2 separate regions of the Homo sapiens genome follow, and region 1 is linked to region 2. Evidence: read pairs that join two places in POLR2A ChIA-PET (ENCODE). Cell type or tissue: B cell. All regions are shown on one strand. Each heading gives the region's core, and the rest is flanking DNA. Links, peaks and the distances in the headings are about the cores only. Region 1 overlaps PCED1B (PC-esterase domain containing 1B). Region 2 has its middle 43 kb from the start of PCED1B.

What was found. Peaks named below come from ENCODE experiments on the same cell type or tissue, not always from the same donor. Only the 100,000 strongest peaks of a DNase experiment are listed, where the experiment ranks them.
Region 1: POLR2A ChIA-PET joins it to region 2 with 7 read pairs; 8 of 35 experiments call an interaction of 5 or more read pairs at or near these places.

The regions. Positions count from the first base shown.
Region 1 is chr12:47,220,433-47,233,289 of GRCh38, forward strand. The region is part of intron 3 of PCED1B (PC-esterase domain containing 1B); the gene reads left to right. Among named protein-coding and RNA genes, the nearest start is that of PCED1B-AS1, 10 kb to the left of the region's middle. RefSeq lists enhancers at 210-710, 1,006-1,737, 1,738-2,468, 2,469-3,199. In B cell, for the core only: no CTCF peak of the experiment used is centred there; no DNase peak of the experiment used is centred there; H3K27ac peaks cover 1,060 bases.
Region 2 is chr12:47,029,864-47,042,720 of GRCh38, forward strand. No RefSeq gene overlaps it. Among named protein-coding and RNA genes, the nearest start is that of PCED1B, 43 kb to the right of the region's middle. In B cell, for the core only: no CTCF peak of the experiment used is centred there; no DNase peak of the experiment used is centred there.

The sequences.
Region 1 (12,857 bases), core at 5,434-7,933, 190 kb after region 2:
AAGTGCTGGGATTACAGGCGTGAGCCACTATGCCCAGCCAACCTTAGGCAATTTATATAACCTCTCCATGCCTCAGTTTACTTATCTATAAAATGGAGATAATAATACTTCCTCCTTCACCGGGTTGTGAGAATGGAATAGGCCTGGCACAAAGTGAGTGCTCAGTGAGTGCCGATGATTACTAGGCACAGGCACTGGGCCCTGAGGGGTACAAGGATGGGTGAGACCCACTTCTGCCATCCAGAACTAGCATAGAGTGGGATAGAATGGCACATGGGCAGTTAATTATAGAACAAAACAGAACCAAAGGTTAAGTAGAGGCATCCCTCAGAGGAAGGAGAGATTTTTCTATCTAGGAGAGTAGGGAAGGCTCTCTGACAAAATTGTCTTTTAACGTGAGTCTTAATGAAGGAGCAGAATTTCAGTAACAGGAAAGGGTTGGGGAACATTCAAAGGTGAGTCACAGAGACAAACATAAAGACATGAGAAAAGGCCCTCTGGGCTTATACAAACCCTATGGTTCCCTGCGGGCTTTCAGAAGATCCCAAGAAGAAAGGATCATATCCCAAGACATAAAAAGTTTACAGAATGCAAAATGTTGGAATTATTCTAACATATTAAATGAATTTGAAACTTTAAAACCTAGATGATGAAGTTTTATGTAAGAAAACATATAAAATTAAAACTATACCAATTAAAAAATAATGTTTTAATCAAAGACACACTTTTTAAGGACTAAGAAAAATTGGGGGAAAGTAAAATATTTAACCATAAAACTGAAAACAAATGTGACATTGATCACTGTGCTCAGCTTCCCAAAATATATATTGCAACATTCCCCTCCTCCCTAAGCTATATCTTCAAAATATATATATTGTTTCCAATATTTGTTAGACATCAAAATTCTTTTTTTTTTTTTTTTTTTTTTTAAGAAAGGGATATCACCATGTTGTCCAGGTTGGTCTTGAATTCCTGGGCCAAGTGATCCTCCTGCCTAAGCTTCCCAGAGTGCTGGGATTACAGGTGGTGAGCCACCACGCCCCGCCAACATGAAAATTTTTAAATGATTGCCAGGATACAGATCAACCTAAGGATTTCTTCACAATTAAAACAAAACCAGTCATCAAAAATAAAAATGACTTTATCCACACATTTCAGAAGCAAAGTATATTTCCACCCAATTATGTATTCCCAGCCAGTGCTTCAAGAAAAATTATACAGCAGCTCTCTGAAATTGCCTGGTGAGAATGTGCTGCCATCATTCCCATTGTTGGTCAATGCAATATTTACATTTAGGGAGACTGTTCAAAGGTCACAAGACAATTATTTGAGAAATTCAGCCACAGTTTGATGGGAAGATAAATGAGTGTCTAGAGAAGTGGGAAGTGGCTGGGCATGGTGGCTTATGGCTGTAATCCCAGCACTTTGGGAGGCCAAGGCAGGAGGTTTACTTGAAACCAGGAGTTCAAGACCAGACTGGGCCACAAAGCAAGAGCCTGTCTCCACAAAAAATTTTAAAAAATTAGCTGGGCATGGGATGCACACTTGTGGTCCCAACTACTTGGCAGGCTGAGGCAGAAGGATCTCTTAAACCTGGGAGATAAAGGCTGCAGTGAGCCATGATCGCACCATGGCACTCCAGCCTGGGTGACAGAGTGAGACTCTATCTCTTAAAAAAAAAATTAAAAAAAAAAAAAAAAAAAACGCCCGGGCGTGGTGGCTCACGCCTGTAATCCCAGCACTTTGGGAGGCCGAGGAGGGTGGATCACCTGAGGTCAGGAGTTCGAGACCAGCCTGACCAACATGGAGAATCCCCGTCTCTACTAAAAATACAAAAAAATTAGCCGGGCGTGGTAGCACGTGCCTGTAATTCCAGCTACTTGGGAGGCTGAGGCAGGAGAATCGCTTGAACCTGGGAGGCAGATGTTGCGGTGAGCTGAGATCACGCCATTGCACTCCAGCCTGGGCAACAAGAGCAAAACTCCATCTCAAAAAAAAAAAAAAAAAAAAAAGAGAGAGAATTGGGAAGTGATAGGGGCCTGCATAGACTGCTTTTCCTACCTCCTACCCCTCCAACCCCAGATAACTTTATTCTCTCTACCTGAATATGTCTGAAACTCAGGAGACAGGTCTGGGCTAGAGACAAAGATAATAGCTACATTCACTGAGCACTTAGAAATGTGGCGGTGTCATGCTAATAACTTTACATGTGTTCATTTAACCCTCACTTGTTAGGAAAACTGCAGTAATATTGTTCCCATTTTATTGATGAGGTTTCTTCAGGGCAGAGGGGTTGCTTAATAGGCCCAGGGACTCAAGGGCTAGTAAGCAGTGGAGCAGGATCAAACCCAGGGGGCCAACCCCAGAGCCCCTCCCTCTCAGCCAGTGTGCTTTATTGCCCCAATTCTCAGTCATCTGCATACAAATGGGAATTGATAAGGGGATGGTCCGTTGTAACCATCCAAACCAGGACTCTTAAGGGTTTGGGGTGCTACTAATCATTCTGGGGAAACAGGCAGAAACCAGAACTGTTTGGGGCAAATAGGGACATAGGGTTACCTCATTTCCTGACACTCTGAAAATGGGTGGACACACGAGGATAAGAATGTTGAAGAAGAGAAGAAAAGAGCCCTTCAGTGGGCCTTGAGAAAGACCTGGAAGGGAGGGAGAAATAAGAAAAAGAGAGAGAGAGAGAGAAAGACCAACATTTGGGGAACTGCCAGAGAAAGAGAAACCCTCAAAAGATACTAGGGAAAGACAGGATACAAGGGTGTCACAAATACGTGGACTTGAGGGCTGGGTTTCTCAGAGGGAGCAGTCAGTAGTGCCCCTACCCCTCATACTGTAAGAACCAAAAAGTGGCCACTGAAAGGAGCAACAGGGAAATCATCGGTGATTTACTAACAAACATTCCTTGGCTTTGATCCAGTCAGAGCCAAATTAAAGTAAACGGAGGAGTGAGTGGGAGGTGGGGCCCAGACCCAGACCCAGTCAGTGCAAGCAAGTTTTTTTTTTTAAATGTGGCCTTGGAGTGGAGGCAAAAGATAGGACTGTCCTGGAGGTGGAGTCAAAGATGTTTCCTTTCTTTTTCAAAGCAAGAAACTAGAATGTGTTTAATGCTAAAAAGAAGGATCCAGGCCAAGGAGGGTAAAGAAAATGCAGAATGCAAATTATCCCCTCACTGGGGGATATCCGGGAGCGAAGTCCCTGAGCTGCTGAGGAAGCTTTACGCCTAAGGAGGTACCTCTCTGCCTTTGCAGGAGGGTGGGAAGCGGGGTGAGGATTTGAAGGTTTGAGGAGGGAGTCCAAACAGGGTTCTGTCTGCAGGCCTGTGTTTTCTCTGGAATCATTGTGGGAGGGCTTGCTGAGCCAAAGGATTAGAGGGGCCTACTGTCTGGCAGGCCTTGTATTATTAGGCCCCTGATGTACGAGATCTCTTTTCATTTTCACTATTATTTGACGAGGTAGGTAATATTATTCCCTTTTTACAGAAGAGGAAACTGGTTCAGAACTGTGGGCAGCCAGCCCAAGAGCACGCAGCTGTCCAGGGGCAGAGTCCACGTCTGGCTTCTTTGTCTGGAGTTGAAAGCCAGATCACCACCTTCTGGTATCTTTCATTTGTGTTAAAGGGGTAATAGGTAGGAAGTTAGCAAATATACTTTGAATAATGATGCAAGACCATCATGTAGAGGTTTACTATAGACTGTACATGATTGAAATCATACTTTTGTGTTTATGAAATGCTTTGATTATTTATTTTAGGGAATATTTACAAAAGGCTGTAAAACAAAAGTTTAAAAAAGTGAGGTCACTGGAATTAATGGTCCATAGTTTTATCTTTGGTTTTTACAGAAGTTACCTGCATTTCAGTTACTAAGAACCACCACTTCATTCATAAAAATGCTCTCTGCATTTCTTTCTGTAATTCATAGGCGTTGTTTATATTAGACTATTATTATGGGAAAATACACTGCTTTAAGAATTTTTAAACTTGGTAATTTTCAGACTCAAAGTGTTTGAGATTCTTCTGCTGATAGTTTATTTAAAAAGAATTACAAATTTCAGATTGTGGCCTGGTAGGGATGATACAAATACAAACTGAATATACCCACAGTGATTCCTTCCTCCACAAAGTAAACCTGTGATTACACGGAGCCCAGTTTGAAGATCTTTATTCTAGTTTCCGTTTTTCGCTTATCTCGCATGATTTTAGATGTGTTTAAAGACTACCTGGATAACCAACTTAGAAATACAGGCTATATGGCGTGGTTTCATGATGCGGGGATTCACAGGGGAATCATGGTTGTTGTTGAGGGATGTGAGCCAAATGTGCAGTAACAGCTGTCATAGCCGTAGATAGACGCAGGGCTCTCTAAATTTTTACTGAATTAATTAATGGACTGCAGATCCGAGACCTACGTAGGAAGTGAGGTCAATGTAGGTAGGTGATTCGAATCAGTTAACAGTCTTTCCAGTGGTTATTTGGCAATTCTTTTTCTTTTTCGTTTTCTTTTTTTGACACAGAGTCTCACGCTGTCGCCCAGGCTGGAGTGCAGTGACACAATCTTGGCTCACTGCAACCTCCACCTCCCAGGTTCAAATGATTCTCCTGCCTCAGCCTCCCAAGTAGCTCGGATTACAGGCACGTGCCACCATGCCCAGCTGATTTTTGTATTTTTGGTACAGACGGGGTTTTGCCATGTTGGCCACGTTGGTCTCGAACTCCTGATCTCAAGTGATCCACCCGTCTCGGCCTCCCAAAGTGCTGGGATTACAGAATTAAGCCACTGCACCCAGCCTGGCAATTATTTTTCTATTGCATTATTTACCACAGCATAGCATCTCTCAGTACTTTTCTGTATTTTTTTATTTGATCCTAAAGCCACTTTTAAAAATAGGCCTGCATTGCTTCTTCCACTTTGGTGTTGTATAGGTCACTGGATGTTAACTGACTTGCCTCAAATCAAAATATGAGTCTCTAGAGAATCCCCAGTCCACAAGTCACTAAGTTTTCCCAAAGAAAAGTTCGAATTGTTTGCTTTTCTTTTTTCTTTCAAAACTGTATATGGCATGTAATATAATTTTTGGCAAGTTTAAATTCACTTAGAAAACTAAGCAAATGCTGACATAGATAAATTATACAGGTGAGCTCATTAAAAATAATTCTTTATCTGTACCATCCATTCCACTAAAATTTAAGAGAATCTTGGAAAGTTCAAACTATTGGTTAGATCCCCCAAAATGCGGTTATAAGGAAATGAACCATTTATATTCCCAGTACAATATTGTATTAAGATAGTCATATGCAAGAAACTTATAAATTAGTTACAAGTACTTCCCACAATGAATCAAAACATCCTAATTTTTAGTGACTATCTCTGTGGTTTAAAACTTCTCTACAGTATCTCTAAAGCAACTGGCTTATTTCAGTGTACCTCTTCTTGTAACTAAAGATCAAAAAGAAAAGAAAAATCAACATAATTATTACAAAACATTAATGAAAGATAAATGTTATGTGTTTGGGTTGTGATCATTGTAAAGCAATAGTCAATGAGTTGTAATTCATAGCTTATGAAGCTATTAAAAAATTAATTATCCCCAAACAGGGAAATATAAACAAGATGCTGGAAAGTAATTTATTGTGGCAGTAGACATTATTAATACATATATCTGTGACAGCTTTAGCCTAAGCCCAAAATTTACTTTGAAAACAGAAAAAAACATGGAACTACTTATAACTATGATTTTTAAAATTACCATGAAACTTTAAAAAAATTCTGTTTTAATTCGAAGTTGGAATCAGGTTGCAATGATTGTTCATAAACCTCCCTCCTCTGGCTTGATTCTTCCAACAGTCTCAGGTACTTAATTTACATACATCCGTTTTAGCAGCCAGCTCTTTAAGTGCCCATTTTCTTACCCCTCCTCTTGAGAGAAGAGATTGCCTCTCTTTTTGAGATGGAGTGAGTCTCGCTCTGTCGCCCAGCCTGGAGTGCATTGGTGGGATCTCGGCTCACTGCAACCTCCGCCTCCTGGGTTCAGGCAATTCTCCTGCCTCAGCCTCCTGAGTAGCTCGGATTACAGGCGCATGCCACCACACCCGGCTAATTTTTTATATTTTTGGTAGACACGGGGTTTCAACATGTTGGCCAGGCTGGTCTTGAACTCCTGATCTCAAGTTATCCGCCCGCCTTGGCCTCCTAAGGTGCTGAGATTACAGGCGTGAGCCACTGCACCTGGCCAAAATTGCCTTTTCATACCTAGTCCTTGCACCCAGTGCACTATTTGGCTCTCCATGATCTTTATTAAGTGAATGAGTGAATCGATAAAATAGCTACCAAAATGAATAAGTGTACTTATCAAATCTGCAGCAAAGAAAGATGCCTAGGCTAAAATGATCGCTGATCTGGCCATTTTCGAATCCTTTTTTTGTTTTATTTTTTATAAATAAAAAGAGCTCTGAAAATGGATGCTATCGACATTTTTTTTAAATTAGAGAAGGTTTATGTCTCCAAATTATTCTTTTCTATTCACTCCCCTAAAAGAGTCATTTTGGTTTTGTTAAGTTTTATTTTTAATGCTTGGTCTCTTAGCTTAGGATTCTTTCCCAAAATGATAGTCTTGAGGGTGTCAGATTTCATTAATCCTGTTACAGTTACAGTGCTCCTCTTTATCAAGAACTTCATTTCCATTTCAGGTTTTTCTGTTTGTTTGTTTGTTTGTTTTGTTTTGTTTTTGTTTTTGTTTTTGAGGCAGAGTCTCGCTCTGTCACCCAGTCTGGAGTGCAGCAGCAAGATGGCAAGATCTCGGCTCACTGCAATCTCCACCTCCCGGGTTCAAGCGATTCTCCCGCCTCAGCCTCATGAGTGGCTGGGATTACAGGCACCTGCCATGATGCCCACATAATTTTTGTAGTCTTGTAGAGAGGGGGGCTTTCAGCATGTTGGCCAGATTGGTCTTGAACTCCTGACCCCAGGTGATCCACCCACCTCGGCCTTCCAAAGTGCTGGGCTTACAGGCGAGAGCCACCGTGCCCGGCCCCATTTCGGGTTCTAACTGGAATGCTTCTTCCCAGTCATTTTCCCCTCTCTTTCCTTCTCACAGTCATAGCTGCATGTTCCATTAGAGAAGAATAATAAGGCCAGGCACAGTGGTTCACGCCTGTAATCCCAGCACTTTGGGAGGGCGAGGTGAGTGGATCACTTGAGACCAGGAGTTCGAGACCAGCCTGGCCAACATGGTGAAACCCCGTCTCTACTAAAAATACAAAAATTAGCTGGGCATGGTGGCAAGTGCCTGTAATTGCAGGTATCTGGAGACCAAGGCACGACAATTGCTTGAACCCTGGAGGCAAAAGTTTCAGTGAGCTGAGATCTCGCCACTGCACTCCAGCCTGGGTGACAGAGCAAGACTCTGACTCAAAAAAAAAAGAAGACATTCTTAGGTAAACATTTTTGTCAGATATTGGCCCTGAGCTCTTGGAGCAACATTTGGGTGGGTTAAGTGAACTGGTTAGGATATAGGACCTCCAGAAGTCCTCAGACACTGTGAGGTTGTCAGTCTGCAGAACTGTGTTTTGGCTCTTCTTCTTTGTTTTTTCTTTTCCTTTTTTTTTTTTTGAGACAAAGTCACACTCTGTTGCCCAGGCTGGAGTTCAGTGATGCGATCTCAGCTCGCTGCAACCTCCTCCTTTCTGGACTCAAGCAATTCTCGTGCCTCAGCCTCCTAAGTAGCTGGGATTACAGGCGTGTGCCACTACACCCAGCTAATTTTTAGTATTTCTTGTAGAGACAGGGTTTCACCAAGTTGCCCAGGCTGGTCCTGACCTCAGGTGATCTGCCCTTCTTGGCCTCCCAAAGTGTAGAGATTACAGGCATGATCCACCGTGCCCTGCCTGGGTTCTTCTGAATTCAAGGTCTTTATGTGTTTTTATGTCTCTTGCTTGAGATTAGGATATGGGATTATACTCATTCACCACCCATCCCCTCCCTTCATGACCATCTCTCCTGGGCAGAGGAGAGGGTTGCCTGACTATGAATAAGCAAAAGATAAGAGAAGATCCTTCTTCTATTAGAGATAGACTTTGGACTAAATCTTAGCTCTATCACATCAATATCTTTCCTTATAAAATGGGAATAAGAGTTACCTCATAAAGGGCCAGGTGCAGTGGCTCACACTTGTAATCCCAGCATTTTGGGAGGCCAAGGCGGGCAGATCATCTGAGGTCAGGAGTTCAAGACCAGCCTGGCCAAAATGGTGAAACCCCGTCTCTACTAAAAAAACTACAAAAATTAGCCGGGCATGGTGATGCACACCTGTAATCCCAGCTACTCAGGAGGCTGAGGCAGGAGAATCGCTTGAACCTGGGAGGCGGAGGTTGCAGTGAGCTGAGATTGCACCACTGCACTCCAGCCTGGGCAACCAGAGTGAAACTCCGTCTCAAAAAAAAAAAGTTACCTCATGAAGAGGTAATGTTGGTAAAGCACCTGGGATCTAGTAGCTGTTCAATAAACATTAATTTTGTTTTAGCCAAAATATTTCACTTGCATCATCTAATTTGATCTTCATAGAACCCTGACAAACAAGCAGAACAAATATTGTAATCTCTTCTTTATTGATGATTAACCTGGTATTTTGAAACTTCTTAAGTATGGGTTGAACATCCTTTATCCAAAATGCTTGGAATAAAAAGTGTTTCAGGCCGGGCACGGTGGCTTACACCTGTCATCCCAGCACTGTGGGAGGCTGAGGAGGGTGGATCACCTGAGGTCAGGAGTTCGAGACCAGCTGGCCAACATGGTGAAACCCCATCTCTACTAAAAATATAAAAACTTAGCTGGGCGTGGTGGTGCACGTCTGTAGTCCTAGCTACTCGGGAGGCCAAGACAGGAGAATCGCTTGAACCCAAGAGGCAGAGTTTGCAGTGAACTGAGATTGCACCACTGTACTTCAGCCTGGGCACCAAGAGCAAAACTGCTTCTCAAAAAAAAAAAAAAGATAAGAAAATAAAAAACACTCAAAAGTGTTTCGGATTTCAGATTTTTGGGTGATTTCAGAATATTTGCATGTACGTGGGGATGCCCATACGTAGGCTGGGATTGGGCCCAAGTGGAAACACAAAATTCATTTATGTTTCATATACAGCATATACACATAGCCTGAAGGTAATTTTATACAATACTTTAAATTTTGTGCATGAAACAAAGTTTGTGTGCATTGAACCATCAGAAAGCAAAGGTGTCACAATCTTAACCACTCATGTGGACTGTGGTTGTATGACATCACCATCATTTCTGACTCAGCTTATATGTTTAGAGGCAACCAACAAGTAATCATTTCTTTTCTTTTTTTTTTTGAGATGGAGTCTCTCTCTGTCACCCAGGCTGGAGTGCAGTGGCGCGATCTTGGCTCATTGCAAGCTCTGCCTCCCGGGTTCCTGCCATTCTCCTGCCTCAGCCTCCCGAGTAGCTGGGACTACAGGCACCCGCCACCACACCCGGCTAATATTTTTTTTTGTACTTTTAGTAGAGACGGGGTTTCACCGTGTTAGCCAGGATGGTCTCAATCTCCTGACCTCGTGATCTGCCCGCCTCAGCCTCCTAAAGTGCTGGGATTACAGGCGTGAGCCACTGCACTCAGCAAGTAATCATTTTCTTTTTTTTTTTTTTTTTGAGACGGAGTCTCACTCTGTCCCCAGGCTGGAGTGCAGTGGCAGGATCTCGGCTCACTACAAGTTCCGCCTCCCAGGTTCACACCTTTCTCCTGCCTCAGCCTCCCGAGTAGCTGGGACTACAGGCCCCAGCCACCACGCCCTGCTAATTTTTTGTACTTTTAGTAGAGACGGGGTTTCACAATGTTTGCCAGGATGGTCTCCATCTCGTGACCTCGTGATCCTCCTGCCTTGGCCTCCCAAAGTGCTGGGATCACAGGCATAAGCCACCACGCCTGGCCAAAGTAATCATTTTCTTACACTTATTCACACGTAAGTACTTCATAGTAGAAAATATGACACACTTTTCCCTTTTTTTTGACACACAGCCTCACTCTGTTGCCCAGGCTGGAGTGCAGTGGTGCGATCTCAGCTCACTGCAACCTCCGCCTCCCAGGTTCAGGGGATCTCCCGCCTCAGCCTCCGAGTAGCTGGGATTACAGGCATGTGCCACCATGCCTGGCTAATTTTTGTATTTTTCGTAGAGACAGGATTTCACCATTTTGGCCAGGCTGGTCTTGAACTCCTGATCTCAAGTGATCCACCTGCCTCGGCCTCTCAAAGTGCTGTGATTACAGGCGTGAGCCTCCTCGCCTGGCCAACATACCATTAATATAGTGAAAAAGTAATGTGTTCAGTGTAACTTGGAGCATCATGTTGGCTCTCAAAAAGTTTTGGGTTTGGAAGAATTTTGGAATTTTGAATTAGGGATGCTCAACTTTTAATAATAATAACTAATTTAGCAGCACTTCCTACTTGTTAGGCATTATTACAAACAGTTTACGTTTAATCCTCACATCAGATATATGAAGTGTACTAATAGGTGCATTTTACAGATCTGGAAAATTAAGTCATAGAAAGACTAAATAACTTGCCCAAGTTCAAAATGCTAGCAAACAGAAGAGTTAGGATTCAAACCCAGGTAGTATGATTCCAAACGCAATGCTCTTTGCTAATACTCTGTAGAGGGGCCGATGGATATCCTCTGCCCATCTTAGTTCTTAAGTGGGATCTTCGGGTGGGCTTGGAACCAAATTAATGCAAGACAGATTAACAGAAGAGAAGCGCGTATGTTTTATTATTTTTTTACATGTACATGGGGACCCTCATAAGAGAGTGAAGACCCCAAGAAATGGCCAAAGCAGAAAGCTTTTATACCTTTTAGACAAAGAACTACACATTTTGTGAAGAAATGACAGGACAAAGGGGTATAAGCTGGGGGTAGTAAATTCCAGGGGAGTCGCTAGGAGATAATTGGAGAGGGTGCTAAAGCTAGTGGAGGATAAGGGTTTTTTCAGTAAGTTTATTTATACAGCTCCATTGCAGCATCACTTCTTAAGTCACTGGAAACAAGGGTTATCTTCTCGTGTTGGTGCAGAGAAGGCCGCTTTTTCACAGGAATTTTTATGGCTTGATAAGAAAGGGCAGATCTGGAGGCCCTTTCTGCCACCGCTGCTTCACAAGCATCTTCGCTCAAAAATATCTGTATCAGAGAGGCATATTTTGGACTTGAACTTATATCTTTCCAAGTCTAGGGCACTTCACTCCCAGAGAAAGAATGCATTAGAGCATTCCAGAAGTAACACTGTAGCAGAGACAGCACTAAATTATTAGATCTGCCAGCTTCCGGGACAGAACTGTATTAACAGGGGAAGGTGTATTAGGGCACAGATTACGGCCAGAGTGCTGGCCCAGGGAAGGCACATCGAGCTGGGGCAGCATGGGAGCCCTGAAAACACAATAGGAAAGGGTTTCCGTCTTCACATTTTGCACTTTGGAGACTTGAGTCTAGAGTGGGAAGGAATACTATTCCCAAAGACCCCTAGACTTTCACAGTTTATGGCCCTTACCACTTTCTACATGATAGTACAATTATCAACTAGTATTTCTGATCTGCTTTTAGAGCGCAAGACCATATTTTACTTATTTTTATACTCCCTATGTGGAGCATATAGTAGGCACTTATTAAGTGTGAGTTGGAGAAATAAATGAATCTAAACAAATGAACATGCTTGAGTCCCAAAGGGATTTGGAGTTTGCTTCAGTTTTGTTTTGTTTTTCTTTGTTTCAAACTCCTGGTCTCAAGCAGTCCTCCTGCCTCAGTCTTCCAAAGTGCTGGGATTACAAACATAAGCCACTGCACCCAGCCAAAACTTTTATTCTGATAGCAAAAATATTTTAATGAAAATTCTTTGTGGGGAAGATGTCAATATTTTCAACTGTTCTCTTATGAAACTTAATATTCTATCTGTTTTAATATTTTCATTTTTGTATTTATACCCATTTAAAACTACAAATAGGATATATAGCTTTTAAAACTTGAATGTGTAATTTAATAATAGCTATCCACCCATACCTATTAAAATGTTCCTACATCTATTAAAATGTTTACTAATGCGTAAAATCTTACAAATTTCAAGCCGCACCGGATTTTCAAGGCTTTTGTGTAAGTAGATGAAGTGGATGCCATGTTCCTCCCATTTGCAATCTGTTAGCAGTATTTTAGTGTTTCTACTATTTAGTCATCTGTGGATATGAGTTGTAAATGGCAACTTGAAATAATCTGAAGTTTTGAAGATGAGTTTCACAGTTTTTAACATTGCATCCAATGTGTTGGAGAGAAAAAACTTTTTCTCTACTCTTTTAGCATCAGTACTTGGGGGCGTATAGATTAAACTAACAAAAGACAGATTAACAGGAGAAAAAGCACATACTTTTATTTATTTATGTTGTGTGTGTGTTGCCAAGATACAGACCTAGAAATTTTATTTATTTATTTATTTATTTATTTATTTATTTATTTAATTTATTTAGAGATGGGGTCTCACTTTGTGGCCCAGGCGGGAGTGAAGTAGCTGGAACACTGCTTACTGCAGCCTCAACATCCTGAGCCCAAGCCATCCTCCCGCCTCAGTCGTGCGCCACCATGCCCAGTTAATTTTTGTATAAAGATGGGGTTTTGCCATGTTGCCCAGGCTGGTCTCGAACTCCTGAGCTCAAGTGATCCCTTCCACCTTGGCCTTCCAAAGTGCTGGGTTTGCAGGCGTGAGCTGCCGCGCCCACCACAATTTTTGGCACGATCTTGGCTCACTGCAAGCTCCGCCTCCTGGGCTCACGCCATTCTCCTGCCTCAGTCTGTTCAGGTGTC
Region 2 (12,857 bases), core at 5,607-8,106:
GCTGTAAATGACATCCTTATGATGACGACTATAAGTCCTCAAAGTCCGACACATTCTACTTCACCACATGGTTAGTTTCTTCATGGATGAAGTTGGGAAGAGGATTGTAGGAAAAATCATATTAACTTCAGAAATGGGGCAGATAGCTGGGCATGGTGGTTCACACCTGTAATCCCAATACTTTGGGAGTCTGAGGCAGGTGGATTTCTTGAGCTCAGGAGTTCAAGACCAGTCTGGGCAACATGGTGAAACCTGTCTCTACAAAACATATGAGAGTTAGCTGGGTGTGGTGGCACATGCCTGTAGTGTCAGCTGCTCAGGAAGCTGAGGTAGGAGGATCACCTGAGCCTGGGAGGTCAAGGCTGCGGTAAGCATGATTGTACCACTGCTGCACTCCAGCCTGGGTGACAGAGTGAGACCCTGTCTCTAACAACAAAAAAGAAAATAAAGAAAAAAAAATGAAGCTGATAGAATAGAATGTAGTCATCAGATTAGAGGTCAGATGAGAGAGAGTCCTGCTAGTTTTACCATTATGTACTTGCATAATACATATTCAGTTAGGTTAAAACACTGAACTGAATCAACGAGAGGACGAAGTAATAGTTTGGATCTATGTCTCTGCCCAAATCTCATGTCAAATTTTAATCCCCAATTGGAGGTGGGGCCTTGTAGGAGGTAACTGGATCATGGGGACAGTTTCTCATGAATGGTTTAGCACCCTCCCCGTTGGTGCCATTCTTGTGATAGAGTTCTCATGAGATCTGGTTGTTTAAAAGTGTGTGGCACCTCCCCACTCTCTCTATTCCTCCTGTTCCAGCCATGTAAGACGTGCCTGCTTCCCCTTCACCTTCTGCCATGATTGTAAGTTTCCCAAGGCCTCACCAGAAGCAGAAGCCTGTATAGCCTGCAGAACCATGAGCCAATTAAACCTCTTTTCTTTATAAATTACTCAGTCTCAAGTATTTCTTTATAGCAGTGAGAGAACGGACTAATACACAAAAGTTATGCATGTGCAAAACTGAAGTCAGTATTTTGCTTTCTGCTTACTGTCTCTTTCATAACATTCTTTAGTATGTACAAAATACTGGGTTCAGGAGTCCATTGTATTCTGGCTGGCGGCCCCATAACGTTGAATTATGGCATCTTACCTATCTGCCAATTTTCTATGCTTGATTTTCTCTACCTTTGACCATCATTATACTTATCAAAATTGTGTCTATTCCTTCAGAGAACTGTTTTTGTTTAAATATCCTGAAGGAAAGCAATCCTAAAACATAGTCACTCTAAAGAATGAAACATTCTTAATAGTTTGATGTATCATTTCTCTCAGAATTTATATTTTTTACAGGGAACACTGCTTTGTGCTTTGATTTTGTGTAGGCATCATAATTGTGGAAGGCCTCTAAGAACCAAAACTGTCTACCTGATAGTCTGAACAGTGAGAACTGAAAACACATCTACATCTATATTAGCAAGACTTCGCAATTCCTCTGACTTCACCAACATAACTTTATTTTTTCAGGAGTCTTCTGCCCAGGCATATGGCTTGAATGTTCACTACAGGAACTTCCCAAAAGACTCATCCTCTCTTCAGTGGAAAACGTCAACCAACAGCTTGCACGTAAGATTCTTTGAATCCCTCGCCTTAGCCATCAGTCTTGGACTATTGTATCCTGATCCTTACCCAATCCTGAACCCCATTTTTAAAGACCCACCTGAAATCACACTTTCATTTTCCAATAAGTTGGGGTTTCTTCCCCCCACTCGGAAACAATCCCAAAGTTTGTGAGGTGGTGCCCACCCTTACCAAGGTAAGTAATAAACTATGGTTTGTCTTGTCAGTGGGTTATGTTGGGGTCAGTGGTTAAGCTCTTTGGGGAACCAGCTTTTGACAGCTCCAAAATCTTGCATTCAGAAGTCTGTAACTATTGAAAGGAGAAGTCTGTACCTGTGAACCAAAAACATGTGAGACAGGTCTCAATCAATTTAGAAAGTTTATTTTGCCAAGGCTAAGGACACACTTGTGACACAACCTTGGGAGGTCCAGGTGACAGGTGCCCAAGGTGGTTGGGGTACAGCTTGGTTTTATAGATTTTAGGGAGACATGAGACATCAATCAATATGTGTAAGATGTACATTGGCTCAGTCTGGAAAGGCGGGATAACTTGTATAGGGGGCTTCCAGATCATACGTAGATAGGAGACAAATGGTTGCATTCTTTTGAGTCTTTGATCAGCCTTTCACTGAATACACAATCTGCATGTGAGACTCGGGTAGAGGAATAGTTACTTAAGCCTTAGTCTGGCTCAATGAATCTGTATTTTATAGGTGAAGGAGGTATATAGCTTTTAAAAATCTTTGTAGTTATCTTACTTAGAAATAAAATGGGAGGCAGGTTTGCCTGATGAAGTTTCCAGCTTGACTTTTCTTTTTGGCTTAGTGATTGGGGTCCTGAGATTTATTTTCCTTTCACAACCTTAAAATCATCAGACACTGCATAAATGTGAAGGCCTAGGCTGATTTTTTTTTGAACTGGATATTATGAAAGATACAAAGGTTGAGGCTATAAACTTCAAAGCTGCCAGGATAGACTAAAACTTCATAACCAATCCACAAGATGCCAGCATTCCATCAGTGCTCAAAAATCCAAGAACGCACATGGGTCATTACAGTGTTCATGTTATTTGAAAGGAAATGCAAATATGGTAACATTTCATTTGGAAAAAGAAAAAGAATATATATGAACTACCACAAGTTTTCCAATATCTGTCTTTAAACTCCTAAGAGCTAATATGTAACAAATTTAAAGAGAGAATATTTGGTGAGAGAAGGTGGGGGTTTTCCTATTCAGCTTAATGGTAATTTTTAGAATTTCCTATTCAAGAAGCCACTAGATGGCCCTAAAGCCCACCTTTATCAAAACACACACACAGAGAGCTGGCAAGACGAAGAAGAAAAAAATTTAGCCATTTGCTCATAAGTTAAAACTGAAAAAAGATAATTCATACAAAGACATAAGGTCTATCCTGTGTTTACTTAAGGTTTTAAGAAAATCAAGTTTTGCTACAAAACTTGGAGCATTTTTCTTTCTGGGAACATATAAGTACATATCATAATAACCAACTTCTCTACAACATGCATGATTTTTGATGGTGCTAATATACTAGTGGTTAGATTTTCCAAGATTGATCGAATTATTAGAGCTTCTAAGCAGAAATTACATAGTAAAGAAATCCAATACATAAGAAATAGTGAACTTGAGTGAGATTACAACTCAGCTGAGTTGTTTGATCAGCATAAGAAACAGTACTACACAGCCTCTTTCACAACCATGTGCTGACATAGTGCACAGAGTGTTCCTGGCTCCCGTGGCCTCCCGTATCCTACCCTGGCACTTCCATTCCTCACTGGTTCCTGCGTTTCTGTCTGCCGCTCTGCAGGGACAAGGACTGTGGCTCTCTTGTGCAAGGTTACCTCTCCATCACCTATTGTAACTGGTCATTGGAGCATTTCTGGCATGCCAGTGCCAACTATAGTGTGCTTAAAACATATCCACCAAAGTTTTACACCGTACTTAGAAGTGTTCCATGTTATTTGTATTTAGAGCTATAAATCAGTTGATTTATTCAAATCAGAAATACAAATGAGATAAAGGGACAAAGTTCCACAATTCTGCTGATTCAAAGTAAAAATAAGGTATTAGTCCAGGTAGAGTGGAAAGCACAAATTCATCAGCAGTAACAAGTGGAAGCCAGGCGTGTCCATGAGAACAGTGGAAGTCTCCTGGGAATTAGGAGACATCTTGGAGAAGACAGTGGGTTTTTCCACAGGGCATAAAATGGGTATTCAAGCCAATCTGATTAAAATCTTCAGAGGCAAAAGACCCTAGCAGACCCAAAGTTATTATATAAGCATTTTAAAATAGAAACTGCATAGAGAAGTGGCAGCTGAAATACAAATGACAAAAAGCCTTTGGGTAAATTGGCTCAGGAGCTTTGTGATGCTAAAGAAAATGGAATCAGCCACAGGCAACAGAGAAGGCAGATGGGGAAAGACACAGTCCTGAGGAATAACCTTTGCAAGCACATCTGCGACGTGACACAGCCACTGAACATTCCCTGAATACAGCCGATAAGATCAAGAGCGAGCATTTCTTAATCAGTCATTGCTCTAGAGTCTTCAACACAAATGCCTAGATTTTTCTGGTAAAAGAAAAGCTCATTCCATGAGTGAGCAGCAAGTTAATAAGGAGAGAAAAATTATCCTGCCCTTTTCTCTGTTTTGTTTTTCCTATCACTCCTTCTCCTATTAAGGTTAATTTTATGTTTGAGAAGAGCATGTGTTTTCATTATCAGGAAAAAAATGTCTGTTTTTAAAATGTATTAGCATATTTTATTTGTTTTTGTCATAATGCACCCAGAAATAAAAGAAACCACAAAAGTCCATGTGATGACTCATGAGTTTTTATTTCTCTTGGGTATACCTGGTTTCCTTACAGGAGCGTCACCCTTCTCCTGACTGAACCAGACACCTGGGGAAATCTTTCCATAGCACTGGTTTCTGATTTGCAAGTTCACTCATCACAATTTATCAAATGAAGTGGGTTCACTCATCTAACTTCTACTGAATGCCTAGTATATGCTGTAGATATAGAAATAAATAAGCCCAAAGTCCTACCTACAAAAAAGTCATGACTACTAAAAAAGAAATAAAACTGTGATTATAAGATACTGTGGTAAATGTTGCAATTAAGGTTCACATCGTGTAAAGCTTTGGGCTGCATGCTATATTTATTTCTCAGGAATCCATTCCAAGGCAAGAAAACCCAACCAATACTCAGCTAAACAAAAAGACATTTATTTGTCTCAGACAACACAAAAGCCAGGGAGGTAGGCAGTCCAGGGCTGGGAAAATAGCTCCCTAATGTATCAGGGACCCAGGCTCGTCTGTCTTTACCACTCCTTCACCACCATCCTTGGCTTGGAGGCATTTGTCTTCATATTTGCTGCCTTGTGGTTGTAAGGTGGCTGCTACATTTTGAAACATCACATCTGTTCATGTTCCAGGCAGGGAGAAGGGGGAAGAACAAAGGGCAAAATGAGTCATGTTAGCCCATTTTTTGCTTTTTTATCAGGAAAACAAAAAATTTCCCAGAGACCCCAGCACATAGACATTGTTTTATCTTATCCGTCAGAGCTGTGTCACAAAGCCACCCTGGCCAGAAGGTGGCTAGCGAAAAGCGGGCATGGGATAGGAATTAGGCTGGCGGACCCACAGCGTGAGACACTAATGTACCCCACATGCTCCTGTTGCTATCTTCTACCCATTTGAACAACTACTGTCCTCTCTATTCTGCATGCTGGCTAGGAGAGCCTAGGCAACAAACAGTCCACAGGTATGCCTATGGTTACTGCTATTTCAACAGAGTTCACTGGAGTAAGATGATGAGGGAGGAAGTTCATCTTTTTGAGGATTTACCCCCTGTTTACATTCAGTCTTTCCATGTTGAACTAGAAATTCAAAGAGGAGGCATCATGTCTCCTTAAATATATATATCTTTCCCCTCTTTGGAGATCAGGATCTGTTTTAGACTGTGGGGAATTCAGTAGCCCCAACTCTGTTTTCAGGTGAGGTAACTGAAACCTCCCTGCTTCAGCAGTGCGATTCCCACTACCTGTTTACAAGAGAACTGAATATCCCCTCCCCTAGGGATCCTCTGCTGGAACTCCGATTACCCCATAAGTTGCTGTTAAATCAGTGAATGGCATTCATTAGGCACATATCATGTGACAAGCAGTGTATCATATTCCTCTAATTCTTCAAAAACAACTTTATGAGAGAGGTACTAACGTCATCTATTTAACCATGAGGAAGTCAAAGCACACAGAAGTTAAGTCATTTGTCCAAGGTTACATGGCTAATATGCAGTGAGGCAGGGATTCAAACCCAGGCAGTTGGCTTCTTATGGAGAACTGGGCAAGGGATCTTAGTACTAAATCAGCTAACCTCATCTAGTGGAAATGTCATTCTCAGAGTTCTTCAGGCTGCAGACACCAGGCTTCTGTAACTAGCTCTAGGTCAGTTTGGAAAGGTGCATGGTAAACACCAATAATTTAGGAATATAAGGCAGCTTAAGATTTTAATTCATTCATTCTTCAATAAATATTTATTGAACCCCTGAAACGTGCTAGGTTTCACTCCATGGCCTGGGGATTCAACTATGGGCAAGAGAGCATGGTCCCTTACCTGAAAGTTTACTGTTTCTAGGGAAGACAAGGAATTAAGTAAAATTTGATGAGTAATATACTGAGAAAAATTCAAGGTACTATACAAGTGTATTATAGAAGACATTCGTATTTTGGGGGTGGAGGTGGGGAGTTTGTCGGGGAGTGCTTTTTTTTTTTTTTTTTTTTTTTTTTAGGCAGAGTCTCACTCTGTTACCCAGGCTGGAGTGCAGTGGTGCAATCTTGGCTCACTGCAGCCTCCATCTACTGGGTTCAAGCGATTCTCTTGCCTCAGCCTCTCAAGTAGCTGGGATTACAAGTGCGCACCACCATGCCTAGTTAATTTTTGTATTTTTAGTAGAGATGGGGTTTCACCATGTTGGCCAGGCTGGTCTCGAACTCCTGACCCCAAGTCATCTGCCCGCTTCAGCCTCCCAAACTGCTGGGATTACAGGCATAAGCCACCACGCCAGGCCATCAGGGAGTACTTCTAAGAGGAAGTAACATTTGAGTTCTCTGATATGTTGCAGTTAGCCAGACAAAGATCCTGACTGGAAAGATTCTGACTGGAAAGAAGAGGTATGGGTGTTTGTGTAGTTCTAGAGCGGGGAAAACCTAGTTTGTTGAAGAACTGGAATGAATTGCAAAACCCCCTGAAGTAAAAGATACCTGAAGAGGTGGGCAGAAGTGGAGTCATGAAGAGCTCTGTGACCTTCTAAGCCAACTTAAAGTCAAGTATTTTGTTTATGGATTTAATTTTTTTTACAGTTATAATCACAATGTCCCCAGTAAAGAAACCATAATATAGCTCATGTTGTTTTTGTTCTTAATTAGCTTGTTAACTTCATGGTACATTGACCACTTAAAAATGAGATTTATTCTTCTCATTAACTTTAAAATGTTTGGAAATGAATTGCTTAATATCAGAAAACATTTCTTATGCTTTTTGAGAGAGGAAAATAGGTGAGCGTCTATTTATTATCTGGTGATGTCTATGTGCTGGAGTCTTGGTTCTCCCTATTTCATGATTCCTGATAAAAGACTTATGCCTCCGTTCTTGTAGCCCATTCAGAGACCAGGTTTAGGCGTGAGTGCCACCAAACAAATTAGAGTTTTTGCCAGAGTATGGAATTCCAAGTCTTATTTTCAGGCCCCTAGGCATCTGTGCCAATTGTGTGAGTTGCACTAACGACTAGTAAGTGAGTGGTCATTGCTCTGCTAAATCTTGGATATACAAATTTAGGGGGTCTCAACACATGAACAGGATGGGGAACAGGCAGAGAGGCAAAGCTGTGTTTGTGAGGAACCAAGAGAGGCAAGGCTTGATTCCTGAGTTGTTTGGATATATGCTGTCCAGAAAGTGGGGTGAATATAGTACCCCATCCTGAGGAGATTGGAGCTCTGTGCAGCCAAGAGAAATGGCCCCATAACAGGTAGCCAGAAGCTCAGGGCTCTCTATTCACAGCCAGAATAGAGGCTGTCACAATCCTGGGGAAATTTGTTGATTTCTTTATTCATTCATCCAATAAATATGCCATAGAGACAGGGCAGTAAAACACACAATGACAACAACAAAACAGACAGAAAACTCTGCCTTCATGAAACTTATACTCTAGTGATGCAGATAGAATCCAGTAATATGTAGTGAAAAAAAAAATTCATGACCACACTGGGTTTACTCCAAGAATGCAATTTTGTATTTTGGTCTTATGTGAAAAAATCAGTCAAAGAATGAAAGAGAATAATTACATGTCACTTCAATAGTTGCACAAAAAAAATTAGTAAAATTCAATACCCAAGCATGATTTGAAAAAACAAACACTCTTAGCAAACTCGAACTATAAGGGAATTTTCTTAACCTAATTAAGGATATTTACAAAAGAACCTTTGATGAATATCATGCTTAATAGTAAAATGTTGAAAGCTTTCTTTTTAGGATTTATAACAAGACAAGCATTGTCTTTTATTACTACTTTTATTCAATGTGCAAAATTGAAGGACACCGAAGGCCCTGGCCAGTGCAGTATGAAAGAAAAATAAATAAATGACAAAGTTATTGGAAATAAAGAAATAAAACATCATTATTCACAAATATGATTATATCTGTGGAAAACTGTGTGAAAATAAATAAAATTTAAAAGCTCTTGGAACCCTGAAAATATTTTAGGCTTTGAGAGATATGTGACTGTGATCTGAATCACATGTAGTTACAACCTCTATTCTCAGATTATAGATTAACCTGCTTTCTTGTTTTTCTTGTTCTGTGCAATGACTAGAGAGAATTAAACAATGCCAAAGACAAAACCTCCTGCCTTCTTCATTAATGACCCTTGTTATAGATTAACTTCCCCATTTTTGTCTTGATTTGCTAGATAAGATGACAGAAAACTCATGACTATTACTCCCTCTGGAAAAAAAAAAAAGAAAGAAAGAAAAAAAAAAGTTAAATGTACCCTTCCCAGAATAAACACAGCCTATAACCAATCAAATTGCTGTAACTATGCACCAACCTTATATGGAAAAATGTTGTAATCCTCCTAAAAACTCCCTGTCTCTGCCTACATAAATGAAACCTTAAGTTCCTTACTTCGGCATACTTACTCTAGTCCTCTGCAGTTGGTGTTTCCAGGTAGGCTATCTTCAAATGTTGCTCTTGAATCAACTATCCTTAAATTAGATTCTTAACATTTTATTATTTTAGGCTGACAGTTGAAAAGAACCTACAGCCAAATCAAAAGAATTCATAAGTGAGTTTAGCAAAGTTACTAGAAACAATATTTAAAAATTTATTTGAATTTTTCTATACAAGCAATAAAAAAAACAAAAAGATGTTATTTATAACAGCTTCAAAAATATCAAATAACTAAAAATAAGTCTAGCAAAAGATATGCAAGGCCACCATGCCAAAAACTATAAGACACTATTAAGATAAAAAAAATAAGACCTAAATACTCTAACTGATAGAAAAGACTAATTCATGGATTGCAGAAATCAAATTGTAAAGGATAATTCTTCCCAGATGGATCTAGATATCCAATGTAAACACCTTTGATTATTTTTTTTTAAATGAAACTTGACAAGTGAGTCTACATTTAACTAGAAATTCCAAGGGTCAATAGCTAAGAAATGTTTTACACGAGTAACAGTGGATTCTGATTATCAAGACTATAATGCTTCGGTAGTAATACATTGGCACAAGTTAAGAGATTGGATGAGGATTATAAGGATAGACAAGTTAACCAATGAAATAGAAAGAGAGCCAAAAACAGACTTAACCACACATGGGTGCTTGATTTATGAGAAAGGTGGTATCATAGACCAGTGGGGAGAAAGGGATCTTGTTGATAAATAATATTGGGACAATTGAATATCCATATTAAGAAAAAATTTGACCCCTGCCTGACACAATAAATAGATATTAATTTTAAATTTTTAGGCATAAATATGAAAGAAAAAAGCAAAAAATATTAAGATGATACAGTAGGAGAATAGTTTCATGATTTTAGAGTAAGAAAAGAATTAAAATAGGACATAAGAAACGCTAACTATAAAGGAACCAAGCCACATACGTACATTGAAATTATTAACTTCTGTTTGCCAAAAGACACCTTTAAAAACGAAAAGGGAAGAGCAGAGTGGAAGAAAATATTTACAACACAAACAAAAGTTAAAAGTCTCTTACCTCAAATATATAAATAACTTCTACAAATTAATAAGAAAAGATTAACAATTCAGTAGAACAATGAGTCAGAGCAAATCACAAGAGGCTATTCAAATGGCCAATAAATCCTATGATGTTAAAATTCCTCAGAAACAATCAAAAAGTGAAAAACAAACTGGACCCAGAAGAGCAGAAGCCTGTGGTTGAAAGGAAAACAGAGCAGGGAGAAGGAAGATCAGGACAGTATTGAGAGGGTATACCAGCACTGGGTTAAAACAATCTGGGTGACGTTCAGTAAAGCTCCATTATTTTTAACTGGGATTTTTGGGGCCAGCCACTGAAGTGGGAAGGTTTATCCCTTTCCTGTGGGTCTTTGGATTTTCATTAAATCTTTCCCTATTCCCTTAAACAAATTTTGCCCTTCTGTCATCTAGTCCACTTCCTCTCTGTTGGTGGCTAAATGGGATCATCCTGGAGGAAACTTAAGGCTATTTCATTTCCCATTTTAAGTGCCTTTTGGGGCTGAACAGAGATCTGCAGTTGATTTGTTAGCTGGCAGAAGTGTGGACAGTGAAAATTGCAAATTGATTTTTTCTTGAAGGGTCAGCTATTGGCTCACATTTTCAGGTAATCAGTTATGATGCTATCAAATAAAGCCACTTGCAATAGTGGCCATCTAATAATAACAAATGTAGATTACCCCACACATTATTTAACTCTCTAAAACACTAGCTTGTGGCTGCAGGTACAAAACTCCAGTGAGAAAATCTTGCAAAAACATTTGGTGCAAAATCAATGATAAAATCTTTCACAGCATTTTAAGAGTAACTGTAAGAAGAAAGCAATTGTAGTTATTCATTTAATCGTTTTTCTAAATAGAGTCTACACATGAGCTGAACTCTTCATTTGGAATGAAATAATCCTTTTGAAAATTTTACTCTGCATTAGATTTTATCCCAAGTGGCCCAAGAAGCACTATCTAATATGACTAACAACCACACATCTATAACTAGTACAACTCCAACTATAACTTTGTAGGACCTATTGAAGTGGTTGACTTATGCTTATTAAAATATTAAATAAGAATGAAACCAGTCATTCTTTGGAAGATTCCAAATAATGTTGTAGAAACTTCTATTCATTTATATATTCCAAGATATCTTCCATAAAGTGGATAAGATTTTTAAAAAGATGTAAAAGGACCAATTTTGAGTGTGGCCCAACCAGACTCAATTCTGGAAATCAATTCTTACACATTATCAATTATTCATATTAATATATCATTATATATATATAACTTTTTACACTGATTTATTTATTTTATTTGACACTATAAAATAAAGCAACCTAAAATAAAGTCAGTATTGCCTTGGAGAAATATTCTGTTAATCTTTCCATTCTGAAAATGAATGCCATAGGAGAATGACGAACAACAGAAAATTTATTAGCGTAATGAAAGAAAATTTAAAGTACTCCCCTAAATGCATAGAAGTAGACTATGCCCTGAAACTGTTTTTGAGTAGAAACTTTCTGAATATTGAGTTACAATGGTGCATTTGATCTAACAAAAAAGATGAAAATATAAAGAATTAATTGTCTCAATTCCAGAGAATATTGTATATAGTTGTGTATATAGTTGTGAAAAAACTGGACAGCACTTTTTTCATATTAGTTCACATTCACAAAGTTCATAACAATACAATATGACTCATAGTTGTTCATTACTAGGACCTTGAACTACAAAGAAACCCGCAGAATATTCCTTGGCAGCTCTGGCTTCATGGATATATGACTTTGCATTCATACACGAATCTTAAGCTTGGAAAATCAGCTGAGCGCAGTGGCTCACACCTGTAATTCTAGTACTTTGAGAGGCAGAGGTGGGCAAATCACCTGAGGTCCGGAGTTCAAGACCAGCCTGGCCAACATGGTGAAACCCCATCTCTACAAAAAATACAAAAATTAGCCAGGCATGATGGTGTGCGCCTATAATCATAGCTATTCAGGAGGCTGAGGTGGGAGAATCACTTGAACCTGGGAGGTGGAAGTTGCAGTGAGCCAAGATTGTGCCACTGCACTCCAGCCTGAGCAACAGAGCAAGACCCTGTCAAGAAAGAAAGAGAGAGAGAGAGAGAGAGAAAGAGAAAGAAAGAAAGAAAGAGAAAGAAAGAAAGAAAGAAAGAAAGAAAGAAAGAAAGAAAGAAAGAAAAGAAAGAAAGAAAGAAAGAAAGAAAGAAAAAAAGAAAGAAAAGAGACCCTGCAGTACGAAAACTGAACTGTGATTTATCCATATGTTATGCCCCTCTATTTCATAAATATTAAGAAAAATCATTTTGACTGTGATTAAATGTATATATACTGAGCCAAATATTTTTCTTTCAACTATTTTCCCTTCCTTCCCCCTTCTTCCTTGGATTTTTTTTCTCCTTAACATTGACTATGGTCTATATATATGTGTGTGTAGGTCTAGTACTGAGCTCTCTATGATGTTCCATTTACCTTTCCTTGTGCCATATACAATGTCTTAATTACTATAGCTTTATAATAAAGTTTGATATTTGATCATACAAGTTCCCATCTTGTTCTTTAGAACTGTCTTGGTTATTTTTGGTCCTTTGCTAGTCTATATAAATTTTAAAATCAACTTGTGATGTTGGGATTCTAGGAGTGTTAATCAATTCATGAAAATTAATGTCAATACAATATTAAATCTGACTATCCATGAATATGGTATATCTCTTCATTTGTTTAGGTTTTATTTAATGTCGTTTAATAAAGCTTTATAATTTTTACCAGATATGGGCTTACACATCTCCCACTAGATTTTTTTTCTCTTGGATAAAATATTTATTTTTATTGTAATTTAAAATAGTATAAATATTTTTAAAGTTTTTTACTTTTTAAATATTTGTTTACAGTTCATTTTTGAGGTAAATATACATACAGTAAAATAGACAAATACAAGTGCACAA